Linked DNA regions of Homo sapiens: region 1 is linked to region 2. A link is an interaction called in ENCODE POLR2A ChIA-PET data of the cell type or tissue named here. Cell type or tissue: PC-3. All regions are shown on one strand. Each heading gives the region's core, and the rest is flanking DNA. Links, peaks and the distances in the headings are about the cores only.

The links. ChIA-PET counts read pairs that join two places held together with the same protein. Peaks named below come from ENCODE experiments on the same cell type or tissue, not always from the same donor. Only the 100,000 strongest peaks of a DNase experiment are listed, where the experiment ranks them.
Region 1: POLR2A ChIA-PET joins it to region 2 with 7 read pairs; 2 of 35 experiments call an interaction of 5 or more read pairs at or near these places.

The regions. Positions count from the first base shown.
Region 1 is chr2:229,792,101-229,798,708 of GRCh38, forward strand. TRIP12 (thyroid hormone receptor interactor 12) reads right to left here. Exons shown (of 42, transcript NM_001348323.3): 24 at 5,590-5,731; 25 at 4,491-4,682; 26 at 3,079-3,230; 27 at 873-1,045; 28 at 53-126. Among named protein-coding and RNA genes, the nearest start is that of DNER, 81 kb to the left of the region's middle. In PC-3, for the core only: no CTCF peak of the experiment used is centred there; no DNase peak of the experiment used is centred there; H3K27ac peaks cover 595 bases.
Region 2 is chr2:229,645,462-229,657,545 of GRCh38, forward strand. The region is part of intron 1 of DNER (delta/notch like EGF repeat containing); the gene reads right to left. Among named protein-coding and RNA genes, the nearest start is that of DNER, 63 kb to the right of the region's middle. In PC-3, for the core only: no CTCF peak of the experiment used is centred there; no DNase peak of the experiment used is centred there; H3K27me3 peaks cover 1,451 bases.

The sequences.
Region 1 (6,608 bases), core at 816-5,815, 140 kb after region 2:
GGCCCTGAACTTTATATAGTACATTATACATGGTGGGAATATAGTACCTTACCAGAGACTCATCTATTTCCTCATCTGATCCATCGTCATCGCTGTCTTCATCATCTTCTCTTACTCTTCCATACCCTGAAGACCCAAGTAGACTTTTAAACTCTTAGCGATTTTAGGTGTAAAAAAAAAAAAATCCTGTATACACACTGGTTAAACATATTCTTAGAAAACACATATAGGTTGAGTATCCCTTATCTGAAATGCTTGAGCCCAGAAGTGTTTTAGATTTCAAATTTTTTCAGATTTGGAATATTTGCATGTACATAATGAGATACCTTGGGGATGGGATACAAATCTAAATATGCAATTCATTTATATCTCATATACATGGCGTGAAGGTAATGATATACAGTATTTTCAATAATTTTGTGCATGAAACAAAGTGTATGTACATTGAACCATCAGAAAGCAAAGTTGTCAGGTGTGGAGTCTTCCACTTGCGATGTTCACGGCAACAATCAAAGTTTCAGATTCTGGAGCGTTTTGCATTTTAGATTTTCAGGTTAGGGATGTTCAACCTGTATATATTACACTCTGATCTATGAAGCAGAAAGGTCTAAGAAAATTGCCAAACACAAAATGTCATTTCTACTACATTTCACCAAGATAAATTAACTCAACATTCAAGGAAGCAGTCAACCCCTAGTAAGTTCAATGTATGACTATATACTAAGTAGAAAATAAAAGACAGGAATATAAGTTCCTGCCATCTATTTTTTAACAGAAACAACATTAAACAGAGAAATAATGTATGTAACTCTTAATGTAAATTTCTCCCAAATATACATATATAACACACGAAACAAATATATGGAAAGTACCTCTAACTACAAGGTATCTCTCGATGGCTTGTACCAAAGCCAGAGGGTCAATCTTGACAGGTCCACCCTTCCACTGCTTCACATTTGCACAGTCTGGATGCCTTTGTAACTGGCATTTTAATTGATGTGTGTTGAAAAATTTTAAAGCCTGTGATCCTCTGTTGAGAGAAAAGCTCAAGATAATTTGTGAAAAAAAAGTTAGTCTATTATTTTCACATTTAATATACATTAATTCAAATAAAGGCAAGTTAATACAAACTGCATTTTCATAAGACACACTAGTACTAAGCATTTACTTACCAGTTCTGTGAATGGTAAAGCCAATAATTCAAGTTATTTAGAAAAAATTTTTATACGTAAGAAATAAAAGACGGATGTGTATGCATGCATATGAAAACCTTAAGTCAATATTTGATCTCTGTCCCATCATAAATCCATGGGAGCAGAAATACTTCACCCATGAATATTTAATTATTTTTCTGGAACAAAAATTCCTGAACTATTTAAGCACACTCACTTCTGCAATATTTTGCCCATTCCTATTGAATTATATTTTTTAAAAAGAAAAAAAAAACTCTTTATTTCAAAGATTTCAGCTACAATATTACATTAAAAACTAACCTTTAAAATTTACCTTGCTATAATAGTTTTGAACGAAGCGGTTTAATAGCTACTGCAGTTGAAACCTGGTCATGATGTTTAATTGCTCATTTCAGAAAAGCTCTGGCAGGAGTCAGATACAAACTTAAACTGTGATTATCTGTATGATTCCACAAAGCAAGCTTGTCCAACCTGCGGCCCACAGGCCACATGCAGCCCAGATGGCTTTGTATATAGGCCAACATAAATTCGTAAACTTTCTTAAAATACAATGAGTGTTTTTTTTTTTTAAGCTCATCAACTAACATTAGTGTTGGTGTATTTTATGTGGCCCAAGACAATTCATCTTCCAATATAGCCCAGGGAAGCCAAAAGATTGGACCCTCCTGCACATAAAGCACACAAATAGGGATGTGGAGAATATTCCATTTTATGAATATATACATATGCAAACATATTTTATATAAATTTGGACACAAAAAGCTTCATGATTTTCTCAAGCACAGGTCAAAATGCCCCCTTATTTCATGAACTCCTCCAGGAAATCATAACGATCAAAACTGAATACCACACACTACATTAAATTTCAAAGCAGAAAAGAAACCCTAGTCCATGATGTGATTGCTTTATCACTCAAAAATGCATATGGTTTTTAATTCAAACAAAGTTTTTTAAATGTTTTTAAAACGTCAAAATGTGGATTTAAAAACCAAACTAGGCTGAGTGTGGTGGCTCAGAAATCCCAGCACTTTGGGAGGCCAAGGCAGGAGGATCACTTGGGCCCAAGAGTTTGAGACCAGCCTGGGCAACAAAGTGAGACCCCGTCTCTACAAAAAATAAAAAAATTAATGGAACATGGTGGCACATGCCTGTGGCCCCAGCTACGTGGCAGGCTGAGGCAGAAAGATCTCTTCAGCCAGGAGGTCAAGGCTGCAGTGAGCCATGTTCACACTAGTGTAATTTGGCTTGGGCAACAAAGTAAGACTCTGTCCCAAAATAAATAAATAAATAAATAAATAAATAAAAACCAAACAAATTTCCTATTTTCTAGGCCTCCGGTCAAAATATTCCATGAAACTTGTAACATTCCACAACATAGAACAATTCTTTCCTGTAGCACCTCAAGAGTCCTTAAAACTACATTAAAAATATATATATTTATTAAACTAGTAAAACTTCAAACATTTGACCCCATCAAAATACAAAGTTATAGCCACTAATATTACATATAAATCATATCGCTCAAAATGTAAACATTACTCACAGCCACAAAAAATTTTTTATCCCTACTGAAGTTAAACATAAAGTTCTTAAGGAAGTTTTGTATGCTGAAGTGTATCAATTTAAGGAAAACTAAGCCTATTACAAGTTACAAATACAATCACTGGATTATATATTTATAAAGCATCCTGTTTAAGGCATATGGTATAATTTTAAAGATAAGAAAGCATTTGATTCATTCTTTAGAGTGCTTAATTTCTTTCATCATTACAGCTGAATGTTTTCTGGGCCAATCAAGACTTTACCAGACCTCTTGCCATCTTACTTCAGTGAAATTAAGTACCAAATTCCAGTGGCAAGGGTATAGCCAGGCAATGGTCCTTACCTGCCTCCTGTCCCATTTCCACTAGGGAAATCATGTACTTTGACTGGAAATTGTTCCATCTGGCTGAGGCAGTTGTTCATCTTGTGAACTAATGCCAACAAAGGTGCATTACCCACTGGTTCCACTCTTCCAATGGGCTCTTCTCCAGGAAGCTAAAGTTATAAATAAACAAACAGGTTAAACAAAGCCTTTTCAAAACAAAAGTCTCCTCAAAGAGAAGATTTAATAAGCAGCTTTATAAAAGAGAATAATTTGTCTATTCATCTTTATCTTTTATGGCAGATTTGGTTTGAACGATGTTACCACGTCAATTATTTCAATAAAGACAACTGTTTTGTACAGCCCACAATCCTGTATTCACAATCTCTACATCCAAAGGCTCTGAAAACACAAGTCACTTGGTGGCAAAATCTGATCCAAACAGACATAAGGCTATTTACAGTCTTTATTTATCTGATTTTAGTAAGAATATTCATGTTATGCTATAAAAATATTTAATGCATATAATATACAGTGCTATTCAGAAACTGCTGGGAATTTTAATGTACTACACACTGTAGGACCTTTGAAACCGACCAAACTCCAGGGGTTTCAGAAAAGAGATTGCACATAATCTTAAGTATGCTGTAAAACTATACATAATACTGTCACGCTTCTAATGAATCTCCAATAAATACTAACTTTGCTTTAGGTTGACTCACAAGTTAAAATACAAGCAATGCTCAAATGCCTCTGAGGACTGCAAGCGCATGGTGAAATAGTGTTAATACATAGGAGAGCTATGCTAAGCCCTATTACACAGATAATAGGGAACGTTTCCAAGTGATGCCTTCTCTTTAAGCCACTGTAAAACAAGGAGAATGCTGTCAACAGCATCCAAGGATTACCCTCTTGCTCTGGCCCACTTAAGAGTGAAGGAAGGGGAGCCACTCTGTGGCTTTGTAATCCACATTATAAACGGTGACATAAATGGTCATTAAGCGCCCTTGATTGGAACTGTTACAACTGTATTTTATGTACAAAACAAGAAAATATAACTCCTCTATCTTATTATAGATGTCTGTTTCACTAAAAGGAACTAATACAAACTTCAATACATTTAAAAACAAATATTGCAAGTAAAATACATTCACAGGTGAGAGACTACTATTAATGGCTCATCCTGCAAGCAAAAAAGACTCAAGATACTTCAATCATAGAAATAGTGACATGGGCTTTGTTAAATCCCCATTTCATTGTTTTACTATTTACTTTGATATACAGAAGTTGAAGGATTCCAACTATGTGAAAACCTAGAAGTTTTCCCTCAATGTCTTGACCAAGACCTGCTGGAAATTATTACTGAGATGAAAATATATGCATTAGTGAGCACTGATTCTTAAAAGATACACAGGCATTATTAGATAACTTACTGGAGAAGAAAAAAATACATGAAGAAATCGCTTTAATCTGATCTCTCTGCTCACAGCATCCTTTTCACTTTTAGATGTCAAATAAAGCAACAGCTGCTTCACAAATCCACTATGTTGGATTTCAAATGATGAAACATCTGACTCTGAGACTATGCTACGGATTTCTACAAGGCACTCAGCTCCACCATCCACCTGAAAGAGTTAGGAAAAGTATTTCTATATTGATTTAAGCAGCACTTAAAAAATACACAACTCACATATCCTCAAAAGGAAATGAATATATTCTCAACGCCCTTAAAAAAGAGGGCAGGGGAGTGGTACAGTCTTAGTAAATCCTTGGAAATTATGATTTTAAACACACACACACACACACTAAATATTTCATGAGGAAAACCAGGAATCCATAATAACATAAGAAGAAAATCTTCATATTCAACCAATGTAGTTTTCTTTAAAAAAGAGTATTTTAAAAGATGAGAACAGAAAACTGAAGAATAAGGGGCTATAACACCAGAATGGAAAGATGAATCAAGAATACAAGGTGTGGCTTTAAATTAATACATTTAAGGTCTCAGCAAAATGAACAATTTCTTGGAAAACATACTACCAAAACTGCTCAAGGTACATCAAAAACATCAAAATAAATAAATAAATAAAAATAAAAATAAGAACAAAAACTGAGAACCAGATGAAACGTAAAACACTTATTAGTAAACCTCTAGCCTCTCCTGCCACTCTGAGACCCCATGTGAAGAGAGGGGCTAAGGAAGGCCTATCATCTATACCTATAGTTGAGGATGACTTAGAAAACAGATGTGCTTGTGAGGACATTTCTGAAGTTTCTTCATTTGTCAAGAATGATGAGATGTGAAGGAAAGAAAGTCAAAGATGAGGTTTCTAGTACATTTAATACAGACTGATGAATCCTGATAGTCAAGGGATAAGTAAAAGAAATGCCAGCACCAAGGGTGTATATAAGGTAAAAGTCGATGTAGGATAGCTAAATCCATAGGAAGCTAGAGAGTCATGAAGGAAAAGAGTAGCAGGAGATGCTGGGAAGAGACTGAAAAAGACCAGCAAAATGCACTGGACACAGCACCTGGAGGTTGAGTTGTTCGGTTGCAGCACAAAGTCTCTGAAGGACATTCAATGCAGGGTTGCTTCCATCCATATTCTCAGAACTGAAATAACGTTCTACAAATTTATGTGCCTGCTCCTTAATCCAACCTTTAATTTTTTCTCTACAAGAAACAAAAAGGAGATATTAAAGTCCCAGTGTATGTAGAAAGGATATAACTTCTGATCAAGGCAAATAGCTGCTACATTTAAAATTCATCCTGGTCTATGCTTACAGTTTAAAAACTCCAGATTCCATAACCAAATTAACTTTCACTTTGAAAATGGGCTACGATGTACCACCTGGAGAACTGTTTAAAAACTTAAAATACACTGCAGGTCATTACATGAATTGTAAACAAAGTGTAATAATTTTTTGGAACCCTGCAATATAACACTTTCCTAAGTGTTCCCTTTACTTCCTAAAGTACATACATATCTGCATTATCCTTAACTTGTGTTTCCTGGAGAGCTGAAGTAAAGATTTACAGACCAGAAACATGCGCCTATTAAGGATGTAATAAGCTATGGCAAATAAGACCCGGCTGCTTAAATTACAAATGCTGATGGCTTCAGAAATCCATTCACTTAATTATTTTTATACACTGAAATTAAGAAAAACAACCAACAAAACCAAAGAGAGCATGTTTATTTTCTCAATGACATTTGGTCTTTTAAAATTTCTTATCTGCAGAGGGAAGTAATCATGTTGGTATGCTACATGCAGAACCCAAAAATAAAACAAGTCCCAAGGACTTAAAAAAAAAAAAAAAGGCTCTCCCCTAAAATCCTGAAGTTCCATTGTAATGGGTAGAGAAATTTTATCATAAAAGATGTGAAGAATGTGGACAGAAAATGTCAGCTTTTCCTTGTCTGGAACAAAACTGAGGAAGAGGTTCCCCAAGGAATACAATGTGGTTTTGAACGTATAAGACTTTCAGCTAGGTATGCTGGAAGGAGTTTCAAAGCACATGACTGGAACTTAGGACAAAGCCAGATGCA
Region 2 (12,084 bases), core at 2,909-7,908:
TTCTTATGAGCCCTAGAAATAGGCCATGCATTTTGCCCAAACTGAGTTGCACGTTCTTTTAGCTACTGCAAATATGTTCACCAATCTGTCAATAGTACCTGAAATGTAGGACGACTGTAATTTATCCTTCAAATCAGGTCACCTTTAGAGCAAAAGGGGTGCTATTAATAATTACAAGGAGATGAACCAGGAACATGGTCACCCTGTATAAAAGCTGGTGGAGAATTAACGTCATCTGGCCTGATGGAACAGTTTTACTTTGAGCTTCTTTCATTCATCCACTCAGTAAAATATTTCCTGACCTTGTGCCAAGTCCTGTGCAAGGCACTGAGGAGAACCGTGATGAAGGAGCTGTCAGTCCTCACTCTGCAGAGGAAGCCATCAGGAGCATTCCTGAGCCCAGGTGTCAAGTGTAAGCAGAGCAGACACAAACAACTATATGCACACAGTCCTGAGAGCCACAGTTGGGAAAAGAGGTCTAGTTCTCCCCAAGGAAATCAACCAGAAATAAGTTGTCTGGGGGAATCTATTCCTTCAGCCACTTTGCCGGGAGACCAAGGGGTGGATGAATTCCCTGACAATGTGGATTCTAATCTTTTTTCTGTTGCTGCCTGAATCTAACTTTTGGCAGCTCCCTCTCTGTATTTCTCTCCTTTCCATGCCTTCTATGAAAGCTGCACCAAGTAAATAAAACCAGAGGTTATGCATCCGGTAATCCTGTCCCGAGTGTGATTATTTTCCACTTCTAATTTTAAGGCGTCATTATAAGAAGTGGCAATGACTAAACAAGTCCCAACAAGCACAGACTAGCATATTGCTTGGATTGCCAAGAAAAAAATGTGTAATAAATAATAAAATCGCCAAAAAACGATTTGGAAAAGCATTGTAAACACAGATGGCTTGCAATGCAAAAATATATAATGTTGTATCTGTTTAATGCAGAATCCCAAACATCAAAACTGATAAGTCAAACAACCATAAATTTGCATTTGTATTTTGCTGATGCTGACCAAGTACATTATGCTTGTGTATGCAGTTGTGCAGTTGACAGAACTTATGGAGGAAAAGGCTTGAGCCAGCCATCTCTGAGTTACTAATAGGATGAACTAAACTTCTGACAGATGCTCGTTACACAACATTACACTCAGGCTCTCCACAGGAATAAAAATCAACAATATAAAAGCAAAAGCAACCAAACTCTACAAGTATTTTTGACCTTGTGTTATTGGCACAACCTTCTGACATCCACTTACTGAATGCACACTCTGTGCCAGGCCTAGGCCAGGTCCTCAGGGTCCACGGTGAACCAGACAAGGTCCCTGCCTCATGGAACTTACATGCAGGAGGCCAGAGACAATAGAAAAGCAAATAATAAATATTTAATATCAAGCAATGCTAGTAGTAAAAAGAAAAATAAAACAGAGTGGCCAGGCATGGTGGCTCACACCTGTAATCCCAGCACTTTGGGAGGCCAAGGTGGGTGGATCACAAGGTCAAGAGATCGCGACCATCCTGGCCAACATGGTGAAAACCCGTCTCTACTAAAAATGCAAAACTTAGCTGGGCATGGTGGCACACGCCCGTAGTCCCAGCTACTTGGGAGGCTGAGGCAGGAGAATCGCTTGAACCCAGGAGGAGGAGGTTGCAGTGAGCCAAGATTGCACCACTGCACTCCAGCCTGGGCGACAGAGCAAGACTCTGTCTCAAAATAAATAAATACATACATACATACATACAGGGTAAGAAGAGGTCAGAGGGTTCCGGGATGGCCTAAGGAGGTGACGTGGGAGGAGAGAGCCAAATGTAACCAGGGAGCAGCAATCTAGGAAAAGAACAAGTCAGGCCCGAGGGGACAGCAAGGGCAAATTATTTCACCTGGGTGAAAACTAATCAGTTGACATGATTTTCAGAACTCAACTTCCCCACTTGAATTCATTACACTAATATTAGAACACACGTTTTGAGAATATTCACATCATTGCAGGTGGGAACATAAACCCGGAAATGCTTATAGACTGCAATCTGGAAATAGATATCAAAAACTATTACAAATATCATAATTGTTCAATTCAGTAATTATTTTCCTGAAAATATATGGTAAAGATGTATTCAGAAATGTGCACAAAGGTTTTTATATAAAGACAGTTGTGGATATCCACATCCAAGATATCTATAACTTATATTAGCAATAAATTGGAAACAATTTCGAAGTGACAACACAATAAATGTTCAATGAATTACAATATATCTGGATGACGAACTGTCAGTCAATGATTGAAAAGCAATTTTTGTATGATATGTGATGACATGCAGAGATCCTCATAAGAATTTTAAGGGAAAAGGCAGAGTATAAAATTGTATATGTAAATATACTTGAAATCTATGACATATTTGCATATACATGTGAATAATATTATGAGGGAAATGGTTAAAGATAATCATCTGTGATTCGGGAGGTTACAAGTGACTTACTTTCTTTTTATTTCTCTAAAGGTTCTAACCGTTCCACAAAGGTCATGATGCACATTTATAAGGAGAAAACAACTAAAGAAATAGGAATATACACTTTTATATCATTAGCCTATCATTAGCCTTTTTATACTGAAAAAAAATAAAGGAGCCAGCCACAGTTAGAAATGTATTAAGTGCTCCATAAAATTTAGTGTTGTCATTTTAGTGTACTGGGGAGGCACTGAGTTCTTCATTCTTATGTTTGTCTTTTTCTCTTTCTGTTTATTGATGCTGTTGCTTTCCCATTAACCTAGATACGGGACTGTACCAGGATCATGTTTGCAACCCAGGAGTCTAGCGCAGTATGTGGTACCTAGTAGATGCTCAATAAAAGCAACTACATTATGTAAGTTACAAGTTCAAAGTAATTAGCTCCATGATTTTGAATCATCTATCCATTGTGCAAATTAATTGTCTTGTATTTAACTCAAAGCATATACTATCCCTGGAGTAACACTTAAGCTGTTCTGCATTCTGACTATTTAGAGCTTTCTCTTTGCAGAGCTTTTGGGTGCTTGAAATAACTGTTCGCTTTTTGTACCACTTGGAAGTGCCGAATTGAAGCTGTCTAAAGTCGCTGTAGCTACTGCATTTCTCCTTTTCCTTTGTATTACTTCACCCCAGAGATGTCAAATGACTTCGATATTTTAGAATATCTAGTTTTCCAAAGAATTCTTTTTAAAAATAATCTTTAGTTTTGCACTGGAACTTCTCAGCATATGCATAAGTCATTATGATAACAAAAGCAAGTTATTACAGATATTATACGGTAAACTTCCTCTACATATGTGCTCTGATTATCTATGACCTGACACATTGTTTCTCTCTGATTCAAATGCAAAAAGCTAATAGACATTTCTCTGAATAGTACACTTTGCCCCAGAATAACTCATCACCTCTATATTCACTGTTCCAAACCTTTTTTGTTAATTTGCAAACTCTTCCTCTATTGAAAATGTGCTTGCAATTACAGTAGGTTTTTTCCTACCGAGTGATAACGTGCCTCAGCTAACCTGTGTAGTGAGGCCAAAATCCATGAATGAAGCATATGCTGTCCTGAAGTCACTACATTTAACAGGTCACTGACCCTTGTAGTTCTTTCCAGTAACAGAGACGAGGAGAGAGGAGGAGGCAAGAAAAGGCTGGACAACAGCAGCAGCTTCAAAAGGCCTTGGCGAGTACTCTCGGCTCTTCTAATTCACCATCATTCAGGATTTATTTCTATTGCAATCAGAAAACTGCACTTTCCTTTCTATTCCTTTTCTTTTTCTTTCCCCTTTCTTTAAGGTAAATAAGCTAATACCAAAGATTGACTGCAAAGATGCTTTGGAAATTTTAACTATACATTTATACGCTCATCAGTACTGCATATTAAAATATGTTGTCCTCCATAGAAAGGAAAGCATTAGCTATGTAACCCTGTTACTTTGAAATGAATTACATCCAGTGATATGCAGATAAATGTTTAACAACCAACTCTAGGGGGAAAAAAATCCTGATTTATAGGGTTTCCAATTTCTATATTATAAATAGTCCCACCAGTTCTCAGCTACCAATACGATGTCACTGAACGCCAAGATGCGCACAACTCTTGCAAGCCAGTATGAGTTGGCTCCATCACACCTGATGCTAGCTAAGAACATTGAAATTATATGAGGACTATAGCAATTGAGATACAAGGAGGGTTTTGTATTTATAACCTACAACATGATGAAAATTTCCAACACCTGGGGTCATTAGACTTTATATACAGTGGATGAGAATTATTCTTAACTCCTCTCCTGCTATCTCTTCTCACATCTTCTCTTAAGAAATGGCATCCCCGGGTGCGGTGGCTCACGCCTGTAATCCCAGCACTTTGGGAGGCTGAGGCGGGCGGATCACGAGGTCAGGAGATCGAGACCATCCTGGCTAATATGGTGAAACCCCATCTCTACTGAAAATACAAAAAAATTAGCCGGGCGTGGTGGCAGCCACCTGTAGTCCCAGCTACTCAGGAGGCTGAGGCAGGAGAATGGCGTGAACCCAGGAGGCAGAGCTTGCAGTGAGCCGAGATCATGCCACTGCACTCCAGCCTGGGTGACAGAGCAAGACTCCGTCAAAAAAAAAAAAAAAAAAAAGAAATGGTATCAGAATCATTAGCTGAACTCCCAGGTGTAACTTACATCCCATGAAATAAACGCAAGAAACCTACTGTCCCGTACATTCTGACTAAGGAAATTTCATCAGCTGGAGATTCAACCCTTCACTTGGGCTGTACTCCCAGTGGAAAAAAATGTGCATATTCCCTCACTAAACTATTCTCCTTTACTCACACCACAGTGTGAAGGAAGTATCAGAGCCCAGGTTTTGAAGGCATATTAGAGGAGGGAGAACAAAAAACGTATCCTGTACTGTACTCTACACTTTAAGGAGACACCCATCACCAAGGACAGGGAAAAGGTTTTGCAAATGAAAACACATTTCCGTAATTTGGCAAACTTGCCTAGGGCTACTCCTGAAAAGCAGGTTTCATCCCACAAATTCAGTAGAGTCAGACCCTCTTGAGAGAACACCGGACTTCCAATACCAAATTTTCACTTGCATGATGGGCATTTGGATGCTAAATCTCAGCCCCTCACACCTGCTGCCACCCCTCCATGAACGACCACCACCCCAAGGGCCCCTACACACGGTTTTCTTTCAGGGTTCCTTTTCGTAGTATTTTCATTATCTGGTACCACTCACCTGCCAGAACGGGCTCTACTTACCTGCCCAAAGTCACCCAGTCACTGTGCATTGTCATTTCCAAGCTGGTGCTTGCCTCACCTGATGGTGTCTGGTCTCTGAATCTCTTCCTCTCCAGGGGCCACTTTATGGCTGGTTCTGAAGGGCCCTGGGACGCATCGGGTGGGCAGCTGTGAAGTGCTTTCTATAGAGTGGATGGGGCCTGGGATCAACCCATTGTGTAGAGGACACATGTCAGTTTTGCTTGCCTCTCCATCATTTGCCCTTTATCTGGGATGAGCACCAACATTTCTCTTTGGGAGGCTTAGTGGAACTATCAATCAAGGCATGCCTAAAGGTGGCCCCTGACACAGCCAGGCCATTCAGCCTCGCTCTAATTCGAGTTGAGTCAAGTGATGAGAGGACAAAGGCTGAAGTGTCCCAAGGGCATCCCAGGAAAGGACCATTCACTGGTTACTGCTTCCCAGAGCCTCCCTGATCCCCTCTTTGAGCAGCTGGTTGCTCAGTTTCATCTTCATTTCAGCAAGCTGCCCTGCCGCTTCCAATTAATTCCTTTCTTGCTTCAATTAATGAGAGTCCATTTCTGTTGCTAATAACTGATGAACTCTAATTGACATAAACACACTTATAGATGACTGGTGGACAGATATGGTAGACAGGAGGAAAGTCTTCTGAGTCGTCGATGTTTTCCTATGGTTCTCAGAGGACACTTGCGTGTCCTCTCCCAAGCTCTGGCCATGGGCAAGCCCTGGAATCACTCTCTTTTTTGCCCTCTGCAGGTTCTCAAGACATCACCTGGGTCTCAGAGAAAGCAGAATTGCAGGACAGATGCTCTTTGGGAGCTGAGGGTGCCGAAGGACCCAGCCAGGTCTCTATCCATTCTCAAGCTGAGTCCCTCCCTGGGCTGCTCCCTAGGGTCTGTTTTAGATAACTCAGCCTGGAGCAAGTGAGGATAAAAGACAGCACATTGGAACAGAATACAGATGGAGGATTCTTTTTTTCCCAAACAATGAATTTAGCCAAGGGGACCTTTGGTAGGTGACATCTCAGAATAAGTCCCTGGATTTCAAAAAGGAACATGAGGAAGCAACTAGCAATCAAACAGAGTCTAGACAAAGGAGCAACATGCAAGTTAGCATGATCCGTCAGAACAACCCTAGGGCCAACAACCACAACTCTTTTAAGATTCAGTAGCATAGCCTTAAAGCAACCATGGGGGCAATTAAACAAGGCACTCCGGTGGTAGAGAGAAAGTCAGTGGGGAACATAGTGGATTTGTCTCAATTAGAAAAGGAAAAATGGCAGGCATTTGACATCCTAGCTATTACTGGTCATTACTGTAGCATTTCAAAAAAAGGAAAACTGTACTCAAAGCAGATTTACTTAATGATAGAATCAAAGAGCTAGAGGAAACATCAAAAGAAAAAAGGAGCCCTGCCCCCTGCAGTCAAGAACAGTTTGAAATGAAATCACTAAGAAAGGTAGCAGGAAGAGTGAGGTCTTGAATGAGAAGCTGAGTTCAGATTCATGTTCTGCTGGGGCTAGCTAGGTTGGCCACGCAGACTCCTCAACTCTCCGAGACCTCATTCTCGTTCTCATTCTTCCTTTGTAAAGTGAATGAGATCCCCACCTGACAGATTTATTCTGCAAAATAAATGAGATAATGTGTAAGACCAACTAACACTTAAGTTGTCAGTAAGATAGGGTAAGCACACTAGGTGCATCTATCAGAGCATCATAGAAAGGACATGAACCATGGACCACGTGCACATCAAAATACATAAGCAAATGGTCCCAATCCCATCAATATGATGTTAAAGAGAGAGGTGGAAGAAAAGAAGAGCAGTAACTGTTATAAAATGCCATCAGGTGAGCTGAAAGAGATACCACAAAGGGAGGCAACCTGACTGCTCTCCCCCAGTGTCCACCCTAGAGACAGAAGAAAGTGTCAGGCAGGAAGCAGCAATGTGGAAGACAGTAGATATTGATGAGCTCAGAAGCAGGCAAAAAATCAATTTTTTTCAGCCTCGTATCTTGGGTGTTTTAGGTGTGGAAATACAGGAATCAACATTAAGCTTTCAGCATGCCTAAAAATAGTTCTTCACCTGCTGCTGTTTTTCCCATTGGTTACAAAGGCTATTGTTTATTTCAGCAGATGGAAAAGAAGCTGTGAAAAGCTGTTCACATCCTGCAAAAGGGAGCATGGAGAGGCGGCGGCATGGGTAGTATGTTAATGAGTGGGGTCGGGGATGATTAGCTCAATTGCTCACACAAAATCTTTCTTCTCCCCGGAATTTGCTGTTAGTACTCTGAGCTATGGACTCTGATGCCAGCATGCTAATTTGGACCTGCATCTCAGTGGGCACAGCAGTGAGTATTTCCATGAGGCTCAGTTTCCACTTGCTTCTGTACTCTTCCCCATTGCACTCTGAAAATCCAAGCTTTCTTTTCATGTGTCACACAGTATCTTAGAAGCTCCTGGGTTACAGATTCGGGGAGAAAATCACCAGCCATTTCTGGCTTTGGGAGGCAGCCGCCTCTGCTGCTGACAGCTGCTGCCCAGTCCTGCTGGAGATGGAGAGTCGAGGCTGACACCTCTGCTGGGCAGAGCAGTAGGAAAGGCATTGTCTCTCCCAGCTCCCAGAGTTGGCCATGAAAGCAAATTCCGGTTTTTGTTTTTGTAGTGTTGAGAACCATCAGTCCCAAGCCCAGCAGAAGATCATTGCCTTTCACCCCCAAGCCACTTGTCATAAAAATTAAAAGCATATAAATTCTTCACTCTACAGTTTTTCTTCTCAGTGGATGGCCAGCATCTTCAGCTCTGTGAGTTCTTTTTATAAACACATATGCACCAAGCCTCAGCTAGCACCCCCTGCCCAACACCAATTTTTTTTTCTCCTTTCCTGCCTGAGCAGTTCAAATTGATGAGAAAATATTAACTGGGGCTCATTTTACATTAACTAGTAAATGCTCCATCACCAAGCTAAAGGCAATGGAGTAAAACCAGCTCCCATTAAGTTTCCGTGAATCCATCTCCTACAGCTGTGACTTCTTTCCCTGCTGTGGCCTCACATTCATGTAACACATGTGCTTTGTAAGCCTTAGGCCATCTGATTACCCTAAAAGGAAATACCCAACATAGGGGAAAATATGGGGCTTAGTACAGGCTAATGGTTGAAATTCCTTGGTGTAAGATTAACCATGCTGCAAAATGCCAAAGAAAAATACAAAAGTCATGAGGACGTTCAGCAAGGTTGTCTTTTTCATTATTATTATTATTATTATACTTTAAGTTCTGTGGTACATATGCACAACGTGCAGGTTTGTTACATATGTGTACATGTGCCATGTTGGTGTGCTGCACCCATTAACTTATCATTTACATTAGGTATATCTCCCTAATGCTATCCCCCACTCCCCCCACCCCACCACATGCCCCGGTGTGTGATGTTCCCCACCCTGTGTCCAAGTGTTCTCATTGTTCAGTTCCCACCTATGAGTGAGAACATATGGTGTTTGATTTTCTGTCCTTGCGATAGTTTGCTCAGAATAGGATCTAGAACTAGAAATACCATTTGACCCAGCCATCCCATTACTGGGTATATACTGAAAGGATTATAAATCATGCTGCTATAAAGACACATGCACAGGTATGTTTATTGCGGCACTATTCACAATAGCAAAGACTTGGAACCAACCCAAATGTCCAGCAAAGTTGTCTTAAATCCATATTTTAGGGAGAGATTCAGGGAAAGTATGTGGTAAAGATTTTGTCTTATTTCAATATGAATTTATTACAAAGATAATAATAATACCTAAAGGGAAAAATAGTAATGTTTGAAATCCCATCCCAGAGGTTATGTTTTGTCTGCCTTGTTATCTATGCTTGTGGCAGCCAAGCCCTTTCCAGAGAAGGTCCCGAATTCCAACTCTCTGGCCTTCGGGCACTGCCTATGCTTATGTGTCACACAAGTCTCAATTTGGGGTCAGAGCCCTGAAACAACAAGATGAAGAGGTTCTTAGCTACAGACGCTATAATCAGATTCACACATTTCAAATTTTCCTGGCCAAATCAGAATGTCCTCACAAGCCACCTGAAATTCAGCCCATACACTTTTATTGAGCACATTAATGATATGCTCATTAATGAGCACACTGACATGTTACTTTTCATCAGTCAAAAGGTCAATGGTGACCCAACTAGAAGTGTTGGTTTTATAGTCTTAAACTCTACAAGAAAAAAACTACATAAAGAAATACCAGAAGCATCATTAAAATAGCTTCTGACAATTGTTAAAACATCTTTCAGATGTTTTAAAAAAAATTCATCGGTACTGAGATGAATCTAATAGAATGAACAATTTACTAACCTAGTTTTTAAAACATTCCCAAATCCCAGTACATTTCCACATAAGGCCGTGGTACTCAGTGAAATGTATGGTGGGCCCATCATCACCACCACCAACACCCCTCAAAGCTGCATGATATCTTTACATATTAGGCCAGGTGCAATCAAGAACGACCACCAAAAGAAATGAAATAAAATATACAAATATATAACAAAAATAATTTTTAAGTTAAAAAATAAAGAAAGCAGAAGGAATGAATTCAAAAGAGGGACTGGTAAAAAAAGAAAACAAAATGTAAGAAATGATAACTAAGACCAGAAAAGCATCTTTTAAAAACCTCCTGGAGTGTTAGGGGTGAGAGAGGATGCGATTTAAATACCATCAGACTCAGGAAAAGAGAGGAGATTTCACCAGGTTTTCACAAGCCTAAGATCCAGGAGTGCAGAGGCAAATACGACAGTTCAGAAGGTCTAAATTCACTAAATCGATCATTTAGTGAATGGCTTTTGGTCCTTCATTTAAAAAGAACTTGGTTGAATTTGGAATACATAAAAGAAACTAAGAGATGTATTAAGAGTAGACTGAACGGTGACCACCCCCACAAAATGTCATGTCCATGTCCTAACCCCCAAAACCCATGCATTGTGACCCTGTTGGGAAAAGGGGGTCTTTGCAGATGTGACTAAATTAAGGATTTGCAGAGGAAATCATCCTGGATTGGGTGGGTCCTAAATGCAATGGCAAGTCCTAAGAAGGGAAGAAGAGAAAGGAAGGGAAAGGAAGAGAAGAGAAGGGGTGGGTGGGAAACAGACACAGCAACACAGGAAAGAAGGCCGTGTAAAGACCCACATGAAGATGAAGGCAGGCATTCACGTTAAGCTGCCACAACCCAAGGAATACCAGAAACCACTAGAAACTGGAAACAGCAAAGAAGAATCCTCCTCTAGACCCTAGAGTGTCTGGAGGAAGCCTGGCCCCACCCACACCTTGATGCCTGACTATGGCCTCAAGAACTGTAAGAGAATACACTTCCATTGTCTTAAGCCACCCAGCGTGTGATAATGTATTACTGCAGCCCTAGGAAATTAATACAGGCACCTGAGCCATTAATGAAGTAATTGTGAAAAGCCATCCTTTGCCTGTGGTTACCACATGTGACCTGCAGTCTCATGGGAAACAGGTATCATCCACATGGCCAGAAGCAGAAGCTTTCAGATTGAAGAGACCTAGGCTGAATCCAGATTCTGACAATTACTCACAGTGTGGCCTTGGACATGTTTCTTGACCTCTCTGTACCTCAAGGTCATCTCTAAAAAGGTGAGCAGCAAAAAACAGTCCCTACCTCATACTGTTGTTGGGAATGAATGGGATCACCTCTGGAAAAGTGCAAGGTGAGGGGCAGACACATGGTGAGATTCATTCCCTACCACTAAGCGTGGGCTGAGCTCCAGCTCAGCCAACCACAATGTGAGCCTGGGGATTGGAGGACGAGGAAGGGAAAAGCTCACTGCAAGGGAACCAGCATCTAGCCCCTCGAACCTGTTATTCTCGGTACATTTCTTGTCAATAATTAAAATAACTCCACTGCCTTGATAGCCACACTTCTATTTATAACACTTAAAATTATCAGCTTCATTCCACTCTCACACCTAGACACTTACTCATTCATTCTCACAGGAGGAGTTTAATTTCAGCAAATGTGTTTTTGAGAGATTTTGATGTCCTGGAGCTATGAAACTATAATGTAATTCATTTACTTTCTGAAAAACATGAAGGCAATGATTTTTCTCTTTTTTTCTGGCCTTGTTGAGGCATACTTAAGAAATTAAAATTGTATATATTTGAAGTATACGACATAATGACTTAATACACATATATATTGTAAAGTGATTACCAAGTCAAGGTAATTAACAAGACCATCACATCACAGTTACCACGTGTGTGTGTGTGTGTGTGTGTGTGTGGTGAGAACATGCCAAGATCTACCCTCTTAGCACATTTCAAGTAAACAATACAGTATTACTAATGGTGGTCCCCATGTTGTACCTTCAATCCCAGAACTTATTCATCTTAAAACTGAAAATTTGATCCACGTCTCCACCTTTCCCCACCCCTCAGAACCACTGTTCTGCTTTCTGCTTCTGTGAGTTTGATTTTTTTAGACTCTACCTATAAGTGAGAATGCAATATTTGTCTTTCTGTTTCTGGCTTATTTCATTTAGCATAATGTCCTCCAGGTTCATCCATGTGGTCACAAAGGGGAGGATTTCCTCATTTTTTTGTGGTTGAAAAATATTCCAATGTATATAGATACCACATTTTCTTTATCCATTCACCTGTCAATGAGCATTTAGGTTGGTTCTATACCTTGTCTACTGTAAATAATGCCGCAGTGAACACAGGGATACAGATAAGCAACATGGAAGTTCCTCAAAAAACAATTTTAGGACCGTGATTTTTCAATTTCAACACTACATGACATAAGTAACAAAAGGAG